Linked DNA regions of Homo sapiens: region 1 is linked to region 2. A link is an interaction called in ENCODE POLR2A ChIA-PET data of the cell type or tissue named here. Cell type or tissue: Panc1. All regions are shown on one strand. Links, peaks and the distances in the headings refer to the core of each region. The heading gives the core; the rest is flanking DNA. Region 1 overlaps MEGF8 (multiple EGF like domains 8). Region 2 holds the start of ERF (ETS2 repressor factor).

What was found. ChIA-PET counts read pairs that join two places held together with the same protein. Peaks named below come from ENCODE experiments on the same cell type or tissue, not always from the same donor. Only the 100,000 strongest peaks of a DNase experiment are listed, where the experiment ranks them.
Region 1: POLR2A ChIA-PET joins it to region 2 with 13 read pairs; 8 of 35 experiments call an interaction of 5 or more read pairs at or near these places.

What each region holds. Positions count from the first base shown.
Region 1 is chr19:42,337,339-42,347,546 of GRCh38, forward strand. MEGF8 (multiple EGF like domains 8) reads left to right here. Exons shown (of 42, transcript NM_001271938.2): 9 at 6,139-6,293; 10 at 6,616-6,735; 11 at 7,103-7,247; 12 at 7,332-7,495. Among named protein-coding and RNA genes, the nearest start is that of MIR8077, 8.7 kb to the right of the region's middle. In Panc1, for the core only: no CTCF peak of the experiment used is centred there; no DNase peak of the experiment used is centred there.
Region 2 is chr19:42,247,147-42,257,354 of GRCh38, forward strand. ERF (ETS2 repressor factor) reads right to left here and starts at 7,982. Exons shown (of 4, transcript NM_006494.4): 1 at 7,832-7,982; 2 at 3,185-3,419; 3 at 2,681-2,796; 4 at 423-2,592. The coding sequence starts at 7,853. The coding sequence ends at 1,319. RefSeq lists silencers at 6,444-6,603, 6,654-6,703, 6,724-6,843, 6,934-7,003, 7,084-7,773 and 2 more and enhancers at 7,539-8,038, 8,679-9,210, 10,006-10,208. In Panc1, for the core only: no CTCF peak of the experiment used is centred there; no DNase peak of the experiment used is centred there; H3K4me3 peaks cover 4,402 bases; H3K27ac peaks cover 2,580 bases.

The DNA of each region.
Region 1 (10,208 bases), core at 658-8,657, 90 kb after region 2:
CAAGCCTGGGATGGAGATGGGACTAGGGCATCGTCACCATGGAGATGGGAGGCCCTTACCGCAGTATCCAATGTGGGTTCCAATCCAGGTTTTGCCAGTTTCCAGCTGCCCCAGGGAAATGCCTAAGAGGCAGCAACTTTTCCTTCTTTTTAACTTTCTTTTCTTTTCTTTTTTTTTTTTTTTTTTTGAGACGGAGTCTCGCTGTTGCCCAGGCTGGAGTGCAGTGATGTGATCTCAGCTCACTGCAGGCTCCACCCCCCGGGTTTCACGCCATTCTCCTGCCTCAGCCTCCTGCATCGCTGGGACTACAGGCGCCTGCCACCTCACCTGGCTAATTTTTTGTATTTTTAGTAGAGACGGGGTTTCACCGTGTTAGCCAGGGTGGTCTCGATTTCCTGACCTCATGATCTGCCCGCCTCGGCCTCCCAAAGTGCTGGGATTACAGGCGTGAGCCACCATGCCCGGCCTCTTTTCTTTTTTTTTGAGAGGGAGTCTCGCTCCGTCGCCCGGGCTAGAGTGCAGTAGCGTGATCTCAGCTCACTGCGACCTCCACCTCCCGGGTTCAAGCGATTCTCCTGTCTCAGTCTCCTGAGTAGCTGGGATTATAGGCATGCATCTCCATGCCTGGCTAATTTTTTTGTGTTTTTAGTAGAGACAGTGTTTCATCATGTTGGCCAGGCCAGTCTCAAACTCCTGACCTCAAGTGATCCTCCCACGTCAGCCTCCCAAAGTACTGGGATCACATGTGTGAGCCACCATGCTTGGCCTTTTTAACTTTCAATTTAGGTTCAGTGGTACAAGTACAGGTTTATTATATAGGTAAATTGTGTGTCATGGGGATTTGGTGTACTGATTATTTCATCACCCAGGTATTAAGCCTAGTACCCAACAGGTAGGTTTTTTTTTTGTTTTTTTTTTGGGGATGGAGTCTTACTGTGTTGCCCAGGCTGGAATGCAGTGGTGCAATCTTGGCTCACTGCAACTTCCACCTCCTGGGTTCAAGTGATCCTCCCGCCTCAGCCTCCTAAGTAGCTGGGAGTATAGGCGCATGCCACCACACCCGGCTAATCTTTTTGTATTTTTAGTAGAGACGAGGTTTTGCCATGTTGGCAAGGCTGGTCTGGAACTCCTGACCTCAGGTGATCCGCCCACCTCGGCCTCCCAAAGTGCTGCGATTACAGGCGTGAGCCACTGTGCCCAGCCCCAGTAGGTAGTTTTTTGATCCTCTCCCTCCTCCAACCCTCAGGTAGGCCCCTCAAGTGTCTGTTGTTCCCTTCTTTGTGTCCCTGTACACTCGATGTTTTGTTCCCACTTGTGAGAACATGCAGTATTTGGTTTTCTGTTCCTGTATTAGTCTGCTGAGGATAAGGGCCTCTAGCTCCATCCATGCTGATGCAAAGAACATGATCTCATTCTTTTTTATAGCCACATAGTATTCTATGATGTATACGTACCACATTTTCTTTTTTTTTTTTTCTTTCTATGTATTTTTTTTTTTTTTTTTTTTTTTTTTTGAGACGGAGTTTCGCTCTGTCGCCCAGGCTGGAGTGCAGTGGCGGGATCTCGGCTCACTGCAACCTCCACCTCCCAGGTTCAAGCGATTCTCCTGCCTCAGCCTCCCGAGTAGATGGATTACAGGCGCCTACCACCACAGCCGGCTAATTTTTGTATTTTTAGTAGAGACGGGGTTTCACCATGTTGGCTAGGCTGGTCTCAAACTCCTGACCTCAGGTGATCCACCTGCCTCGGCCTCCCAAATTGCTGGGATTACAGGCGTGAGCCAATGCGCCTGGCCTCCATTTTCTTTATCCAGTCTATCATTGATGGGCATTTAGGTTGATTCCATGTCTTTGCTATTGTGAACAGTGCTGCTTTGAACATACACGTTAGAACAATTTATATTCCTTGGGGTATATACCCGATAATGGGATTGCTGGGTCAAATGGTAATTCTGTTTTAAGTTATTTGAGAAATCTTCAAACTGCTTTCCACAATGCCTGAACTAATTTACATTCCCATCTGCAACCTCACTCGCATGTGTTATTTTTTGACTTTTTGATAATAGCCATTCTGACTGGTGTGAGATGGTATCTCATTGTGGTTTTGATTTGCATTTCTCTCATGATTAGTGATATTGAGCATTTTTTCATATGCTTATTGGCCACGTGTATGTCTTCTTTTGAAAAATGTCTGTTCATGTCCTTTGTCTACTTTTTAATGGGGTTGTTTTTTGCTTGTTAGTTTATTTAAGTTCCTTATAGGTTCTGGATGTTAGATCTTTGTTGGATGCATAGTTTGCAAATATTTTCTCACATTCTGTACATTGTTTACTCTGTTGATAGTATCTTTAGCAGTAACTTTTTCAAGATCACAGTAGATAAGTGACAGAGCCAGCATGGCTATCCCCAAACAACAATCTGTATAAAACTATCACTTAAGGCCGGGTGCAGTGGCTCACACCTGTAATCCCAGCACTTTAGGACGCCATGGCGGGCAGATCATGAGGTCAGGGGTTTGAGACCATCCTGGTTAACATGGTAAAACCCCATCTCTACTAAAAATACAAAAAATTAGCTAGTCATGGTGGCATGCGCCTGTAGTCCCAGCTACTCAGGAGACTGAGGCAGGAGAATTGCTTGAACCTGGGAGGCAGAGCTTGCAGTGAGCTGAGTTCGCACCACTGCACTCCCACCTGGGCAACAGAGTGAGATTCCGTCCCCAAAAAAACAAAAACAAAAACTATTACTTAATCTCTGTGCCTCAGTTTGCTCATCTGTGAAATGAAAATTATAACACGTAATGCCATTGGATAGCTGTAAGAGTAAATTGAGATGATCCTTCAAGAATGATGCCCAGTGAAGTGCTCCACACATTTCCTTTCTTTTTTAAAATTTTTATTATTTATTTTTGAGACAGAGTCTTGCTCTGTTGCCCAGACTGAAGTGCAGTGGTGTGATCTTGGCTCACTCCAATCTCTGCCTCCGAGGTTCAAGCAATTCTCATGCTTCAGCCTTCTGAGTAGCTGGGACTAGAAGCGTGTGCCACCACACCCGGCTAATTTTTGTATTTTTAGTAGAGATGGGGTTTGCCATGTTGACCAGGTGGGTCTCGAACTCCTGGCCTCAAGTGATCCATCTGCCTCGGCCTCCCAAAGTGCTGGGATTACAGGCGTGAGCCACCGTGCCTGGCCTAATTTTTGTATTTTTTTAGTAGAGATGGGGTTTCACTGTGTTGACCTTGTGATCTGCCCGCCTGGGCCTCCCAAAGTGCTAGGATTATAAGCATGAGCCACCGTGCCCGGCCAGGCATTATTATTATTGTTGTTACTATTTTGTTTTATTTTACTTGAGATGGAGTCTTGCTCTGTCACCCAGGCTGGAGTGCGGTAGCATAGTCTCCACTCACTGCAACCTCCACCTCCCGTGTTCAAGCTATTCTCCTGCCTCAGCCTCCTGAGTAGCTGGGATTATAGATGTGCACCACCACTCCTGGCTAATTTTTGTATTTTTGGTAGAGTTGAAGTTTTGCCATGTTTGCCAGGCTGGTCTTGAAGTCCTGACCTTAAGTAATCTGCCTGCCTGGGCCTCCCAAAGTTCTGGGATTACAGGCATGAGCCACCACGCCCGGCCTATTGTTACTATTTTAGAGGCAGAGTCTTGTTCTGTTGCCCAACCTGGAGTGCAGTGGTGCAGTCATAGCCCACTGCAGCCTTGACCTCCCGGGCTCAAGCAGTCCTCCCACCTCTGCCTCCCAAGTGGTTGGGACCACAGGCCCATGCTACCCTTCCCAGCTAATTAAAAACAGAATTTTTGGCCAGGCACTGTGGCTCATTCCTGTAATGCCAGCACTTTGGGAGGCCAAGGCGGGAAAATCGTGAGGTCAGGAGTTCGAGACCAGCCTGGTTAATATGGTGAAACCCTGTCTCTACTAAAAATACAAAAATTAGCTGGCGTGGTGGTAGATGCCTGTGGTCACAGCTACTCAGGAGGCTGAGGCAGGAGAATCGCTTGAACCCAGGAGGCGGAGGTTGCAGTGAGCCAAGATCGTGCCACTGCACTCCAGCCTGGGTAACAGAGGGATACTCCATCTCCAAAAAAAAAAAAAAAAAAAAACACACATAAAAACAGATTTTTTAAAATTTTTTGTAGAGATGAGGCCTCCCTATGTTGCCCAGAGTGGTCTTGAGCTCCTAGGCTCAAGTCATCCTTCCATCTCAGCCTCCCAAATAGCTGTGACCATAGGCACACAATACCACGCCTGGCTAATTAAATAAAATATTTTTGTTTTTTAGAGATAGGGTCTTGCTGTGTTGTCCAGGCTAGTGTTGAACTCCTGGCCTCAAGCGAGCCTTGTGAGATCCAGCCTCCCAACGTGCTGTGATTATAGACGTGAACTACCACGCCCAGACATATTGTCTTTCTTATAGCAGTTAGGGTCCTGTCTCAGGGCCAGAGGGGTCACCAGGGAGGAGATATGGAGAAACCTTTCACTCTCATTAAATCAGACACTGCTTTGAAATCGGATGAAAGCCACAGGCCCTCTCTTCAGAAGATGCTTATACCTGCAAGTTGGGCGTATCACTTCGGGGACGTGTGGGCTTCCCAGAGTCGCATCTGTTCACTCCTCCTCCCTGAAAAGGAGAGAGAGGAGAGGACAAGCGTAAGGAAGGAACCTTAGCACTTAAGGGATGGGAAGGAGGAAAGGCCCCAGAGGAACCCTGTGTGACCATCAGGAATAAAGTCCAGGCCTGGTGTCTGAGGCCCTCATTCTAGGTCTCGTCTGCCTATCCCTTGGTCCCCTTCACTGGGCAGGAGTCAGGAGTGTGATGTTTCTGGAGGCCTCTTCCTGCTTCGCAGTTTGTGATTACCTGGGCCAAGTCCCACACGTTTACAGTGCACGCAGGTCAGTAAGAGGGTAGGGAAGTCACCATTCACTGACCACTTACCTGTCAGTCAGGATTCTTGGCTGTAACTGACAGAAACCCAACCCAGCTGGCTTAAGCAAAAAGGAGAATTTCTGGCTGGGCACGGTGGCTCATGCCTGTAATCCCAGCACTTTGGGAGGCCGAGGCGAGTGGATCACGAGGTCAGGAGATCGAGACTGTCCTGGCTAACACAGTAAAACCCCGTTTTTACTAAAACACAAAAAATTAGCCGGGCTTGGTGGCGGGCGCCTGTAGTCTCAGCTACTTGGGAGGCTGAGGCAGGAGAATGGTGTGAACCCGGGAGACAGAGCTTGCAGTGAGCTGAGATCGTGGCACGGCACTGCAGCCTGGGTGACAAAGCGAGACTCTGTCTCAAAAAAAAAAAAAAGGAATTTCCTGGCTCACTTGAGTGAAAACTGTAGGGGCTGTCTTCAGGCTGGGCTGGATCTAGGTGCTCACAAAATGGCATCAGCCATTTCTCACTCAATTTTTCAGCTGGGTTCACTTCAGTCTCTTGCCTTGTGTAGATGGTCACAGGCAGCTCGTGGATTATCTTCTGCCATAAAATGCCCAGAAAGAAGGGAGTGTCTTTGCCCCAAGAATTGAGAATCAGGCCCTGTACCCCTCCCTGAGCCAGTCACTGAGACTGATGGGCCTGGGCTAAGGCCTCACTTCTGCCAGAACCAGGGACAACTCCACCTAAGTCTCACAGATTGGGAAAGGGAAAGGTTGGTTTTCCAGAGGAAAATCAGGCGCTATCACCAGAAGAGAGGCTGGTGCTAGACAGACAAAAATGGGAGACTGAGGCAGCCTACTGGGGGCTCAGCAGATTCTTCAGTCCTCCCAGCTCCCTGAGGACGAGATGATGGTTCTTTTTATAGAGGAGGAAACCAAGACTCAGAGAAGTTCAGTCTCCTGTCCAGGGTCACACAGCTAGTCAGTAGTTGATCCACGATTTGAACCCAAGTAAGTGGTAGATGCAGGATTTGAACCCAAGTCTTTCTGACCCTAAAGATCAGAAAGATGATTTGGGTAGGGGCGAGGGAGCTCAGCTTGTTCAGGGCCAGGTGGGCTGGGAGAGTGTCCTTGGGCAGGTGAGGTTGAAGCAGCCACCGGAATAGAAGGCTGGGCTGTGGCCCAGGAGAATCAGGAGCCATGGAGGTGGTGGAGGGGCTGGGGGTCTAATAATGTCATTGGGGTCTCTATTCCCCTAGGCCGAGCAGCGCCTCCCAGTGGTCGGTACTCACATGTAGCTGCGGTGCTTGGTGGCAGCGTCCTGTTGGTGGCTGGGGGGTACAGCGGCCGGCCCCGTGGGGACTTGATGGCGTACAAGGTGCCCCCCTTTGTGTTCCAGGCACCTGCCCCTGACGTGAGCACTGGGGTGACAGGGAAAGGGTGGCTGGGGGGAGGAGGTAGCAGGGTTTCCACAGGTGAGGGGAAAGGCAGGAGGGGATCCCTGGGAGAAGGAGTGGGGATCCCTAGGACCATGAGAGAAGGGAAGGAGGTCCCTGGGGCAGAGGAAAGAGGAGCTAGAGGTCCCTGGGCCTGGGGGAGGAATGGATGGGCATGCTGAGCACTCAGGGTCCTCTGGGATAGCTAAAGCAAGCGGGGACTTGGGAGGCCGGCCCAGGTCTGAGAGGCCTCCTCCTCCGTCCCCTTGCCTCCCCCTCTGTCCCCTTGCCTCCCTGCAGTACCACTTGGACTACTGCTCCATGTACACAGACCACAGCGTCTGCTCCCGGGACCCGGAATGCAGTTGGTGCCAAGGAGCCTGCCAAGCTGCACCCCCTCCTGGGACCCCCTTGGGGGCTGTGAGTGACAGCCCTAGACCCTCTGTTCCCTAGCATAGAGACCTGCCCTCAGTGTCTCCCTCTGCCTAACCAGATGGACAAGAACTTTCCCTCAACTGGGAGACTTGTTTTCATGCCGGAGATCCTCCTTCCTGATTCCTGACTGCGGAGCCCTGAACCTTTGCCTATCCCACCCAGCCCGACCCTTTTGAGCCCGTGACCCCATCCCCGCATCCCCCGTCCTCTGGATCTCCCACATTCCAAGTCAACTCCCCGTTCTTCAGTTTTTTCGCCCTTTCCATCGCAGGACCCTGTATCCACAGCCCTTCCTTCCCAGATCTCTTGAGCTCCAGTTGACAGTGAGCCCTTTCCCCTCTCCTCCTCGCAGTGTCCAGCCGCCAGCTGCCTGGGCCTGGGCCGCCTCCTGGGTGACTGCCAGGCCTGCCTGGCCTTCAGCAGCCCCACAGCCCCTCCACGGGGACCTGGCACCCTGGGCTGGTGCGTGCACAATGAGAGCTGCCTCCCTAGGCCTGGTGAGTGTCCGCAGCAGTGGGCCGGCAGGAGGGGGCCAGAGCACTCCACACTGACCCACCGGCCCCCACCCCCTGTCTTCTCAGAGCAGGCCCGCTGCCGAGGGGAGCAGATCTCAGGCACTGTGGGCTGGTGGGGGCCTGCGCCTGTCTTCGTCACGTCCCTGGAGGCCTGCGTCACCCAGAGCTTCCTGCCTGGCCTGCACTTGCTCACCTTTCAGCAGCCGCCCAATACCTCCCAGCCTGACAAGGTGGGTAGGAGGCGTGGCCCTGGGTGGGGTGTTGATGATCCTGATCCTAGGGTTTGTTTTTTCTCAAATGCATCTTTATCACTCTTATGTTTACTCCAAAACTCTTTACATTCAAGGGTCTTATTTTCCTTATGGACTTTATTTTTTATTTTTTTTGAGAGGGAGTCTTGCTCTGTCACCCAGGCTGAAGTGCAGTGGCGCAGTCTCAGCTCACTGCAACCTCTGCCTCCTGGGTTCAAGTGATTCTCCTGCCTCAGCCTCCTGAGTAGCCGAGATTACAGATGCCCGCCACTGCGCCCAGCTAATTTTTGTATTTTAGTAGAAGACGAAGTTTCACCATGTTGGTCAGGCTGGTCTTGAGCTCTTGACTTTAAATGATCCGCCTGCCTTGGCCTCCCAAAACTCTGGGATTACAGGCATGAGCCGCTGTGCCTGGCCTCCTTATAGATTTTAAAAAGAATTTTTACATTGTGGTAAAATACACATAAAATTTTTCATCAGTGACATTTAGCACATTTACAATATTGTGCAATCATCACCACTATCTTGTTACAGAACATTTTCATCACCCCAGAGGACAACCCTGGACTCACTAAGTAGTCACTCTCTATTCCACTCTTCCCCCCGGTCCCTGGCAGCTACTAATCTGTTTTCCATCTCTGGATTTGCCAGTTCTGGACATTTCATGTACATGGAGGCCTGTACTATGTGGCCTTTTGTGTCTGGCTTCTTTCACTCAGCGTAATGTTTTCAAGGCTCATTCATTTTATAACTTCATTTGGAAAGGAACTCTATTCCTTTTTATGGTTGAGTAATATTCCATTGTATAGATGGACCACATTTTGTTTATCCATTCATCAGCTGATGGACGTTTGGGCTGTTTCCATCTTTTGACTATTGTGAATAATGCTGGTATGAGCACTTGTGTACACGTTTTTGTTTGAACATCTGTTTTCAATTCTTGTGGCTGTATACCTAGGAGCAGAATTGCTGGGTTATATGTTAATTCCATATTCATCTTATTGAGGAATGTCCAAACTGTTTTCCACAGTACCTCTTTATTGATTTTTTGTTGTTGTTGTTGAGACAGAGTCTCTCTCTCTGTCGCCCAGGCTGGAGTGCAGTGGCACGATCTTGGCTCACTGCAACCTGCAGCTCCCGGGTTCAAGTGATTCTCCTGCCTCAGCCTGCTGAGTAGCTGGAACTACAGGCACTTGCCACCACACTCGGCTAATTTTTTGTATTTTTAGTAGAGATGGGGTTTCACTGTGTTAGCCAGCATGGTCTCGATCTCCTGACCTCATGATCTGCCTGCCTCAGCCTCCCAAAGTGCTGGGATTACAGGCATGAGCCACCATGCCCGGCCTCTTTATTGATTTTAAAAATAGCTCATATATTCACATGGTTCAAAAATCACAGTGACATCAAAAGTCATTGGGGCTGGGCACGGTGGCTCACGCCTGTAATTCCGGCCGAGGTGGGCGGATCTCTTGAGGTCAGGAGTTTGAGACCAGCCTGGCCAACATGGTGAAACCCTGTCTCTACTAAAACTACAAAAATTAGCCGGGCGTGATGTCGGGTGCCTGTAATCCCAGCACTTTGGGAGGCTAAGGTGGGAGGATCACTTGAGGTCAGGAGTTTGAGATCAGCCTGGCCAACATTACGAAATCCCATCTCTACTAAAAATACAAAAATTAGCTGCTCATGGTGATGCGTGCCTGTAGTCCCAGCTACCTGGGAGGCTGAGGGAGGAGTATCTCTTGAGCCTGGGAGGCAGAGGTTACAGTGACCCAAGATCACGCCACTGCATTGCAGCCTGGGCAACAGAGTGAGACTCCATTTTAATTAAAAATAAATAAATAAATAAAAGGCTGGGCACGGTGGCTCACGCCGGTAATCCCAGCACTTTGTGAGGCCAAGGCAGGCGGATTACAAGGTCAGGAGAGCGAGACCGTCCTGGCTAACACAGTGAAGCCCTGTCTCTAATAAAAATACAAAAAAATTAGCTGGGTGTGGTGGTGAGCACCTGTAGTCCCAGCTACTCAGGAGTCTGAAGCAGGAGAATGGCGTGAACCCGAGAGGTGGAGCTTGCAGTCAGCTGAGATCATGTCACTGCACTCCAGCCTGGGTGACAGAGAGAGACTCTGTCTCAAAAAAAAAAAAAAAAAAAAAGAAAAAGAAAAAGAAAAAAAAGTCACTAAATGGACAGTCTCTCTCATTTACCCCACTCCCTACCCCTTAAGTGGTCCAAAATTATCTAGCTCCAGCATGGCTGCAACTTAAGGCCACCATACCTCCCTGGAAGATCCATTTGGGTTTCTTTGATCTTATTCCAGAATTTACCTATTCAGATGCAAGTAAGCATGACATCATATCATTTTTCTTTCTCACTAAACTAATATACTATGAACATTATACGACTGCTTCCTTTTTTTCTTCCTGGCAAGCTTCCCATAACAGAACTTAAGAAACACTCTCATTCTTTTTTTTTTTTTTTTTTTGAGATGGAGTCTCTCTCTATCGCCCAGGCTGGAGTGCAGTGGCAAGCGATTTCAGCTCACTGCAACCCTGCCTCCCGGGCTTAAGTGATCTTCCCACCTTAGCCTCCCAAGTAGCTGGGATTACAAACATGCACCACCATGCCTGGCTGTTTTTTGTATTTTTTTTGTTTGTTTTGAGACGGAGTTTTGCTCTTGTTGCACAGGCTGGAGTG
Region 2 (10,208 bases), core at 648-8,647:
GGTGCGAGGGGCAGTGCAAAAGGGAGCTCCTGGTCTTCACTGGGGACCTGGGGTGTGGGAAGAATTCCTAGCCACAAGTGGGAAGGCATCCAGGCAATCAGAAGAGCAAGGGCAGTGGGGTTGTGGTGAAAAACAGTGGGAAGAGCTTTCAAGGACAAGGTCCCCATGGAACAGAGGAGCAGTCTGATGAAGCCGGCGCATGCCTGAGACCACTATCATCAAGCTCTGGGGCTCATGTGCCTCTGAGGTCAGGAGACGGTTTCCCAGGCCTGGATTTGGCCCATTCTGATTAGGGTTAGGCCCTCTATACTGATCTGGCCACAGACCCACTAGCAGCCAGGGTGGGGCCCCTCCTTCAGAATCAAGCAAAAGCTGTGGCCCTCAGGGGGCTGCACCGAGCACCTAGGACATTGATCACTGCATCCAAAGGTCCAAAGTTTTATTGTTTTGAATACATTCTCCAGCGGCCCCTCTACTCCCCCCACCCTCAGTCCCCAATACAGAATAAGGCTTGACCACAGCCCCCCACCCCACCCCAGAGGCCCCAGCTGGGAGGCAGAGGGGGCTTCCAGTTTGGTTTCAGGGCACCCCCTTCCCATCCCCCCACCCGCCTGCCCATGGGCCAGTCCTAGGAGCAGCTGGGGATGAAGGGGTTGGACCGGTGCTGGGGTGGGGAGTGGGAGAGGGATAGCAGGCACTTGTAGAGATTTGTGGCCCATGGGCGGCACCCCTCACCCTCCTCCGCCCCCCACCCCCCAACACATGGAATTTTTGGTTCATTATAAAATTGTCCCTCCCTCCCCTGCTGTGACCTTGTGGGGTATGAGAAACCTAGGCACTCATGGCCCCCTGGAGGGGCAGGGCAGGCAGGGCTGGGGCTGAGGAGGGCTGGGAGTGGGGCAGAGCGGGTGGGTCAGAGGGGTACAAGAGGCAGAGAACAGGGAGGGAGACAAGGCTTTACTTCCTAAGCGATTGTAATAGAAAAGTTCCTGGGTGTTAAGGCCAAAGCCTCAATTCAAATATAAATTCCCCAGAATGGAGGTGACCCCCTTAACTTCCCCCTCCCTCCCCCTACCACCACTTTGCCCAGAGCTTAGAAACCCACAGAGACAGGGAATAGCCCCTAGCCCTGGGCACCCACCCACCCCCACCATTTTTAAAAAAAAGAAATTAAAGTTTTATACAAAATGTGGGGAGGGAAAAGGGAGGAGGCAGGGAAGAGACAAGAGAGCTGCCCTCACCTCCAGGGCATAGGGGGCTTAAGGCAGCAAAAGAAGCATGGGGGGTGCGGGGCACACAGGTCCCCTGCCCACAGCCCTCAGGAGTCTCGGTGCTCCAGGGAGAGCTGGGCCGTGGCATGCTGGAGGTCAGAGCTCACCCGCCTTGGGGTGAGGGGCCCCCCAGCCTCCCCAGGCCCCTCCCCACGCACCTTCTTGTCCTCACCCTCATCCTCAAAGCCCCCAGCGGGGCCCCCACCCCCTTCGAGGCGACAGTCTTCACTCCAGCGCCGCTTAAAGCGTAGCTTGAGGGGCATGCACTGGGATGCCCCGGGTGCCTCGCCGGGCTCAGGCTTAGGGGGTGCAGGTGGGGCACGGGGCGTCTTGAACACCTCCCCGTCTTCCTCATCCTCATCACTGATGTCAGTCACCTCTACCTCCTCCGACTCGCCTTCCGAGATGGGCTCCACCTTGATCTGTGGTGGCGGGGGCGGTGGGGCTAGCGCCCCTGCCCCCTCAGCCAGCCCGCCTGCACTGCCACCGCTCTTGTCAGCACCGGCTACGGCCTTCTCCCCAGCTGCCCGCTGCCGGCGTCCGAGTGGGGGCGGCTGGAGCTTAAACTTGAATGGGGAGGAAGAAGAAGAAGAGGATGACGAGGCCGAGGAGGGGACCGGTGGGGTCTCGGGTGCCATGGGCGGCAGCGGGCACTTGTCAGGGCGCTGGGGCTGGGGCACCACCAGCCCAGGGTAGTGCAGGAAGGCGCGGGGGCTGAGGTGGTAGTTGTAGACGCTTTGGGTGTGGGCCTGCAGGTACCGTTTCATGTCCTCAGGGCTGAAGGAGAAGTGGGAGCCTCCCCCTGAGCCGCTGGGCCCCCCGCCACCACTGGGGTACATCGGGCTCAGCGTGGGCGAGGGAGTGTAGGCCAGGTGGGTGGGCGTCATGGGCAGAGCCGGGGAGAGCTGAGGGGGCAGCAGGGATCCAGGACCGGCCAGAGGCGACACAGGGAAGGGGCTGAGGGGTTCAGGGCCACCCCGAGGCCGGGGATAGACTCGGAAGACACCAGGGTCATGGGGCAGGCGGGCCAGCGGGGGCCCTCGGAAGGCACCCAGATCCGGAGGGCCGGGTGGTCGGGCGCGGGGATCCTCTCCCAGCGGTTCCTCCAGCTCTGACGTGCCATCACTACAGTCACTGACTGAGCCTCGGCCCAGGCGGCGGGCCACCACAGCCGAGAAGAGGGAAGATGAAGATGAAGAGCAGGCTGGTGGTGAGCGGGGGTCCTCGGTGGGGGACAGCACCTCGGAGGGCGTTGAGGGAGGGAAGCGGAAGTGGCTACCACCCGACGGCACTGGCGGGGCACTCTGGGGCACTGCACCCCCTGGCAGAAGGGAGACAGTGTCAAGGCCCCTGGCCTAGCCTGAAGGGGCATGTAGACCCTCTCCACACCAACCATCCCTGGTACTCACCAGCCAACCCCACATCAATGAATGGGTAATTGACCAGCACCAGTTTGTTGAAATTGAACTTGTAGGTGAACCGTTTCCCCTTGGTCTTGTGCAGAATGCGCTTGTTATAGTAATAGCTGTGGGTACAGAAATGCCATTGGGAAGGTCAGGTACGTGGGACCCAGGTCTAGACTCCACACCTTAACACGCACTTAGGTGTGGTTCCCAAAGGCCAACTGAGGAACGTAGGCCACAAAAGACAAATCAAGTGCCCAGAGGGTGGGTACCAGCTCTCTCCTCACATCTAAGGCAGGACTAGAGGATCCACTGGTGACTGTAATCTCTCCTCAGGATACGTCTGTGTTACCAAGGGGCTCAGGGAAGGGCTGGGAGTGGCCCAAGGTCACACAGCTAGGATTTGGCAAAGCCAGGGGTCAGACCCAATGCTTGTTCCCACAGGCAAGGGGCTGTGCAACCCCGGGGGGGCACTCCACATGTGCTCAGGGGTCCCCAGCCCGTCCTCACCGCAGGGCCCGGCTCAGCTTGTCGTAATTCATCTGGGGCTTGCACTTGCGAACGCCCCACAGCCGGGCCACCTCATCAGGGTCTTTGATGACGAATTCCCCGTAGTCCCCCTGCCAGGCAATGACGCCCTGGTACTCCTCCTTCCGCAGCAGCTCCAGGATAAAGTGCCACAGCTGGATCTGCCTTGAGCCAGGGGACGACTCTGGCTTGTAGGCCCAATCCGGGAAGGCAAACCCTGGGGACGGGAGGCAGGGAGTGGCCTGGGGTCAGGCTGCCAAGTCCAGGGCTCTGGGTCCCATCCCAGGGTCCACCTCTGCCCTGCCTTCAACATGGGGAAATCTGTCTCACCTCAGCCAAGTCAAGATCTGATTTAAGAGAAGACAGTGCGTGTCTGTCTGTCTGCATGTGAGGGGCTAGACAGGAGCTGGGGGGGAGGGGAAGCTGGAGCCCGCTCCAGCGACACCGGGAGAAACAGGAAACCGTCGGCGGTGGGTCCCGGGGCCAGTGCCAGGGGGCCAGGCACCAAGCCAGGCTGGCGGGCAGGGCTGCCAGTGGGGGAGGGGCAGGAAGGGGCACACGTGGCCAGCCGGGTTGGGGTACAGCCCCCCAGCTTACCCCCACTCCCATTCAGAGCCAGTTGCACCACCCCAGCTCCTCGGATGTCCTCCTTAGAAACATGCACTGTCTCCTCCGAAGACCCAACAGAGCCCCTACTCCCAACCCCAAGACCTGAGAGGAAGATTTTTTTTTTTTTTCTTAAAAGGACCAGGAGGGGTGGGGTGACTCGGTTGCCGATGAGGTCAGCGCTTGCACACACAGAGGCTTCTGTCTTCCCTGGAGAGTGAAACCCAGACTGTCTGAGAGGCCCCCCAAGCCCTGGACCCTCTGAGCTACACTGCCCTCCCCAGACCCAGGCATCCAGGCCCCACCTGGCTGGAGGGCCCAGCCCAGGCCTGGAGCTTGAGCAGGCACCCTGGAGCTGTCACCCTCTTCCCACTTCTGCCTTCTCATCTTCAGCTCCTTCCCTGCCCACCTGCCTGCCCACCCCCAGCATTAACCTTGGGTAGAGGTTGGCGGTGGGCTGGCTGGTCTCTGGAGGGGGTGGGCAGCCTGGGGTGGGGGGTGGGGGGTGGGGGGACTGCGGTTGTTGTCATTTCCCAACAACAGGGGCCATCAATAATTCAGCACCAGGCAGCCGGTAATGGAGGGGTGGGAGGAGGGAAAGGGGAGGAAGGGAAGGAGTGGGGAGGCAGAGCAGGGTCCCTGGTGCCACTAGAGAGAGAAGGCCAAGGTGGCCAGCTAAAGATGGGCGGCTCCCAAATCCAGTCAGGCTGCAGGGGTCAATCCGCCTCCCTTGGCCCCAGCTCAAACAGGTACCAACAAGGCCTCCAGGCAACACATCCACCCTCAAAGACTCCACCCAAGTCTGGAATCCAACAAGGGATCCTTCCCCTTGGGAATCCAGGGAATCAGTAGTTCCTGCTCCCACAGGGACCACCCCCTCCAAATCCAGAGCTCACTGTAGGCCCCCAACTCCTGCCCAGACTGGGCTGCAGTACCACATAGCCCCCGGAGTCCCTGCCCCATTCAGATATATCCCAGCCTTCCACCAGCCCCTCAGGGTGCCAGGGATATGACCTCCAGCTGTTCACAGACCAGCACCAACAGCCCCTGTTCCATTTAAAAGTGACAGCCTTTGACAACCCCTTCCAGAGACCCCAGAGCACCATCGCTCTCTTGGGAATCTAGGTGTTCAACCCATTATCCTCACCCTTCTAGAGAATCCAGATCACAAGGTCTCCTGCAAGGCCCAGGGTCCTTTGGAACCCAGGTGACCCAGCCACCAGCTTCATGGACCCTCATATCCCCTCCAAAAAGCTCCCAGCCCCTCTCAGGGAACCAAGCTCCATGTTACTTCCACCTCAGCCCCAATCTGGCTCTAGACCTAGAAGGGGGGCCAAAGCCCCTGAGACATCAATCTGGGGGTGGGGGATGTACTGACTTCCACCCTCCCCCCAAAATTAAAGCCACCCTTCCCAGCCCACCCGCCCCAGCCTCCGTGTCCCGGTAACCAGGCAACGTGTGTGCAGCGACAGTCCTGGGAGCGGGGGAGCAGGAGGCTAAAAATAAACTTTGCAGAAGAGAGGGAGTGAGAGAGACTACATGCAACACAAAGGGAACTCGGAAAGGAGGTGGGGGGGCTCTGGAAAGGCCTCAAGCCGCATTCTGGGAGCTGTCCCAGGCCCCCTTGTTAAACCCCTTCCCTGAGCAACCCCTCCTCCAGGGCCTGGACCCTGGCTCCCACTTCTGGCAGGGACCCTTCCCCACTCCCAAGCCCACCACAACGGCGGCTTTCCTCATCGGACACAGCATACATGAAGGCCTGTTCCCGGCTTTGGGGGGGGGAGAATGAAGAGGGGGTGACGTCAGGGTGTCTCAATGGGGCTCTGTTCCCCAGGCCTTGGAGCCAGGAGCCAGGCACGGGCAAGGGGAGCATGTGTGAGTGTGCTGTGTATGCGTCCACGTGCTTAAAACAGGGAAACACCAGACCTGCACGGAGGAAGCTTGGGGGTGCGGGACCTCGGGAACATGGGGGCCAGTGAGGCAGGGAGAGAGCAGGCACATGGAGAGAGGGGTTCAGGAGACTGCGAGACAGAGTGCAGAAGTGGCAGCAGTCAGACAGCAAGGGCTGGGATGGCGAGGTCCCAGAAGCACACCTGGGTCCCACAGAGGCGGGGTAGGGATTCTCCCAGACAGACTATGCAAGCCTGGGGGGACAAAACTCCTGGGCACCCCCCAACCTCACGTGACGGCCCAAACTTTTTTTAAGGGACTATGAGGGTCGGAAGGGAGGAGTGGTGGCAGAGGAAGAACACGCCGGCCTCCTGGGGGGCCCCACCACCTCCCCCACTCCAGGCGGCCCTCTATGGCGCCAGAGCCGGGAAGAAAACAGGAAGTGGGAAACAGCCACGGCAGAGAGAGGGACCGGGATGGAGAACTGGATGGAGGGGTGCGGAGCGGCAGGCCAGGAGGCAGACGGGAAAGATGCACCGATCGGAGGCCATTCCAGGCCTCCTTCCCCTCCCCTCCCCCAGCCGGAAAACCCACACACTGTCCCGCCCCCCGACAGGGTTGGGGAAGCGACCCGCGGATCCTATCAGGCCAAGGCCGGTAGCAGGGAGAGAAGATGAAGCGAGGTTGTCTGGGTGCCTCGGCCTCCTCCTTGGGCGAGGGTAGGCTCCTGCTGCCCCCAGGGCCCAGCCACCCGGGAGCGAGTGGAAGCCGGGGGAGTGTGTAGGACGCACGTGACTGACCCTACCGCACTCCGCACCCCGGCCCCACCCCCAGGGCCCCTCCTCGGTCCGGGTCCCAATCCCCTGGCGCCGGATCCCAGCTCGGAGCCCTTTAAGATTAAGCCGCCCCCACCCGCCGAGCAGGGGGATGGGGATGGGAATGGGGTGGGAATGGGGTGGGGATGGGGTGGGGTGGGTGGGCCGGTCGGGGCACACACCCGCACACAGGAGCCCGAGCCGCCGCCGCCGCCGCCGCCGCCGCCGGGGGAAGGAAACAAGTTTGAACAGCGGCGCCCGGCCCCCTTCCCCCTCCCCCGTCCCCGCCCCGGGCCGGATTCCGACGGGGTAGACGGGCAGGGGGCGGCTGGGACCCCTCCCCCTGCGCGCTCGGGCGCAAAGTCCAGCCCGCGCGAGCCCGGGGGCGGCGGGGGAGGGGAGGGGGAAAAGTCCGAGTGGGAGGGGGAGTTAATCCCGCTGCCCCCCGCCCGCCGACCGAGGGGGAGGGGAACCTTGGCCCCTTAAGGAGGAGCAAGTTGGCGGGGAAGAGAGGGGCGGAGGGAAGAGACGGCCCGCTGAAAGAGAAGAGGTGGATCCGGGAGGGGGGGCGAGGGGGGAGCCTCTGCGTCTCCCCCCACCTTCCCCACCCTCCTCAACCCCGGGCCACCGGTGGCGCGGGAGGAGGGTACCCAGGTCTCCCCGGAGCCACCTTAAAGCCGCGCGTTCTAAGGTCGGAAACAAAAAGTTCCTTTTTCGAACGTTCGGGCTGCGCTTTGGAACTTTGCGACTCGGCGAGGGCGGGGGAGCGAGGAGCCGACAGAGGCGGGCGGGGGAGGGGCGGCGCAGCCAGGACCCCGAGTCCCGGGCTCCCCACTCACGCCCTCCTCCTAGAGGCCATCCCGTATCCCCCGCTAACCTGGTGCAGGGCACGCGCCGCCGTGAAGGTCACCAGCAGGACCGCGCAGCGCAGAACCAGGGATAGCGGGCCCGGTGGACGAGCCCCCCCGCCCCGCACACGTCCCGGCCCCCAGAGTGCAACGTGACAAGAGCGGAGGGGAAGGACCCCGCCACCCCCGTGATCCCGGGAGTGGGGGAGAGCCCGGCCTGCGGGGTCCCGGTAGGGATACAGGACCAAGACCCGCAGCACCCACACCACTCCGCCCGGAGCCAGGAATCGGGGGTCCCAGGCAGCAACCCCGCTCGCGCCACGAGAAGCAACAGGTCTCCAGTGCTTGAGGGGTCCCCCAGAACTGGGGATCACTCGGGCTCCCCCGGACCCCTTCAGCCCCCCCAAAGTTTCTCCGTTCGGTTTCCCGGGGCAACAAGTCTCCCCCACACGTGCTGCCCCCGCCCCCACCTGTGTCCGCCGGGGTCTTCATGCTGGGGGGCCCGGGGCGAAGCGCCCCGATTCCGGGCCGCGGCTCCCGGCGCCCTCGCTGCCCCGTCCCGTCCCGCGCCCGTCGGGCCGCCCTCGCCGCCTCACCCGGCCTCGCCTCTCAGAGCCTCTCCCCTCCCCGCCGCCGCCTCCCGGGTTAATATCGCACTCCGGGGCCGGGACGCCCACGCCCCCCGGCCGGCGACGTCACCGCCGCGTCGCCATGGAGACACTGCGCCCGCCCCCTCCCCGCGCACTCACACACACGCTCGTCGGCGCGCAGCCACTGAGGACCGGCCGGCTCTGGGCTTAAAGGGGCCGCGCGGCGGGGGAGGGAGGAAGGAGGGGGTGGGGGTGGGATGGGGTCCCGCGGGTCATGACCCTAGTCAGAGGCTCCGAGTCTGCAGCTAACTTAAGTCTTCGGCACTCGCTACCTGCTGCCCCTCCTCCTCTCCTGCCCACTGCGGGCTCCAGAGTTTCTTTTGGGAGCCTGTATGGGAAAACGGGGGGCCCTTCCGAGGAAGCGGGGGTCAGAAACTTTTGTGGGGAGGGGGCAGAATCTTCTCTGCAGAGGGGCGGGGTCAGGACCTTAGAAGATGATGAAGACCACAGCATTTCCCAGCTTGGTTTTACCCAACCCCCCAACCCTGAGCCTGAATGGGGGCAGCTGTCCAGGGGTGGGGTGGAATGGGTGGGATGCATTTCCCAGCATCGGAAATGGGGAGGCGGCTGTGCCCTCCGCTCCTGTGGGGATGGGGTCTTGGCTTCCCTGATAACCCCCGTCCAGCTGGGGAGGAAGTGACCAGAGAGAATGCATTTGGAAGCCCCCACCACCACCGTCCCCAGGCTGCAGCTGTCCCGGGGATAGGGCTGGCGCCGGAGGTCCCCCCACGTCCACTACTAGGACCGGGGGTTCCGGAGGCGGGGCCGGGATACGAGGGGGCGACCAAAGTCTGAACAAATGTGCTCCCAAGGGGCACTGAGGGTCGCCAGGAGAGAGGAAGACAGGGCTTAAGATCGAAAGCCAGAGCGTAGAGAAGTGTTAAGTCTCCGTTCTCTGCCTCAGCCGGGAGGGAAGGATGAAGCCTGAGGCTCTGGGAAACAGGAAATCACAGCGCAGATCTGATGGAGCCCAGGAGCCGGCAGCAGGGTAGAGGCCAAATAGAAGCAATATTCACAGGCATAGCCTGGAAACAGAGTCTCAAAAAAGACTCTGAGGTTCCGAAGGAGGGGCGTATGGGTGGCGGGCGGGAGTTGGGGGGGCTGGGTGGGGGACGAATCCAGAAGATGGGCGGGGAGACAGAAAAGTCACAGATAGGGAAGGCCTGCGGAGCTCAGGCTCCCGGTACCCAGGGCTTCAATCCCAGCCTCCTCGCTTGCGGGGTACCTAGTCCACCTTAGACAGGCTCCTCACCAGTGCCTAAAAAAAAAAGTCTCAGGCCTCCTCCTTGGGGAGACCAAGGGCTCCAGGGAAGCTTTCCCCCACAACCCCCGGGAATTATGTAACCTTGCCTACGGACAGTACAGCTCCCCCACGGATATTGTAACCCTCTGGGAGCGGTGTGGTCCAGCAATAATAATCATCTTCATTGTTCGAATAACAGCTCCCGAATTCCGAGTGTTCATGATGTGCCAGGCACCGGGCCAAGCATTGTCAGGGGCATCTTCTCATTTAATCCTCACAAAATCCCAACGAGGGGAATTACTGCTGTTATCCCCATTTACAGATAAAGAAAGTGATGCTCTCTGAGGGAAAATCAGTCCACTAAATCTTACAGCCAGGAAGTATTGGAACTAAGATTCGAACCCAGATCTAACCAATTCCAAACCACCACATTTACCCTTTACCATTATGCTTTATTACCTCTTTTACTACCCCCTCCAAAAAAAAAAAAATGCAGATTTTCAAAGATACTACATCAGGGCCCGGCGCAGTGGCGCACGCCTGTAAACCTAGCACTTTGGGAGCCGAGGCGGGAGATCACTTCAGGTCAGAAGTTCCAGACCAGCCTGGCCAACATGGTGAAACCCCATCTCTACTAAAAGTACAGAAATTTGCCAGGCGTGGTGGCGCACCTGTAATCCCGGCTACTCAGGAGGCTGAGGCAGGAGAATCGCTTGAACCCAGGAGGATCGCTTGAATCCAGGAGGCGGAGGCTGTAGTGAGCCGAGATCGCTCCGCTGCACTCCACCCTGGGTAACAGCAAAACTCCGTCTAAAAATAAATAAATAAAAAGGCTGGGCGCGGTAGCTCACGCCTGTAATCCCAGCACTTTGGGAGGCCGAGGCAGGTGGATCACCTGAGGTCTGTAGTTCGAGACCAGCCTGACCAACATGGAGAAACCCCGTCCCTACTAAA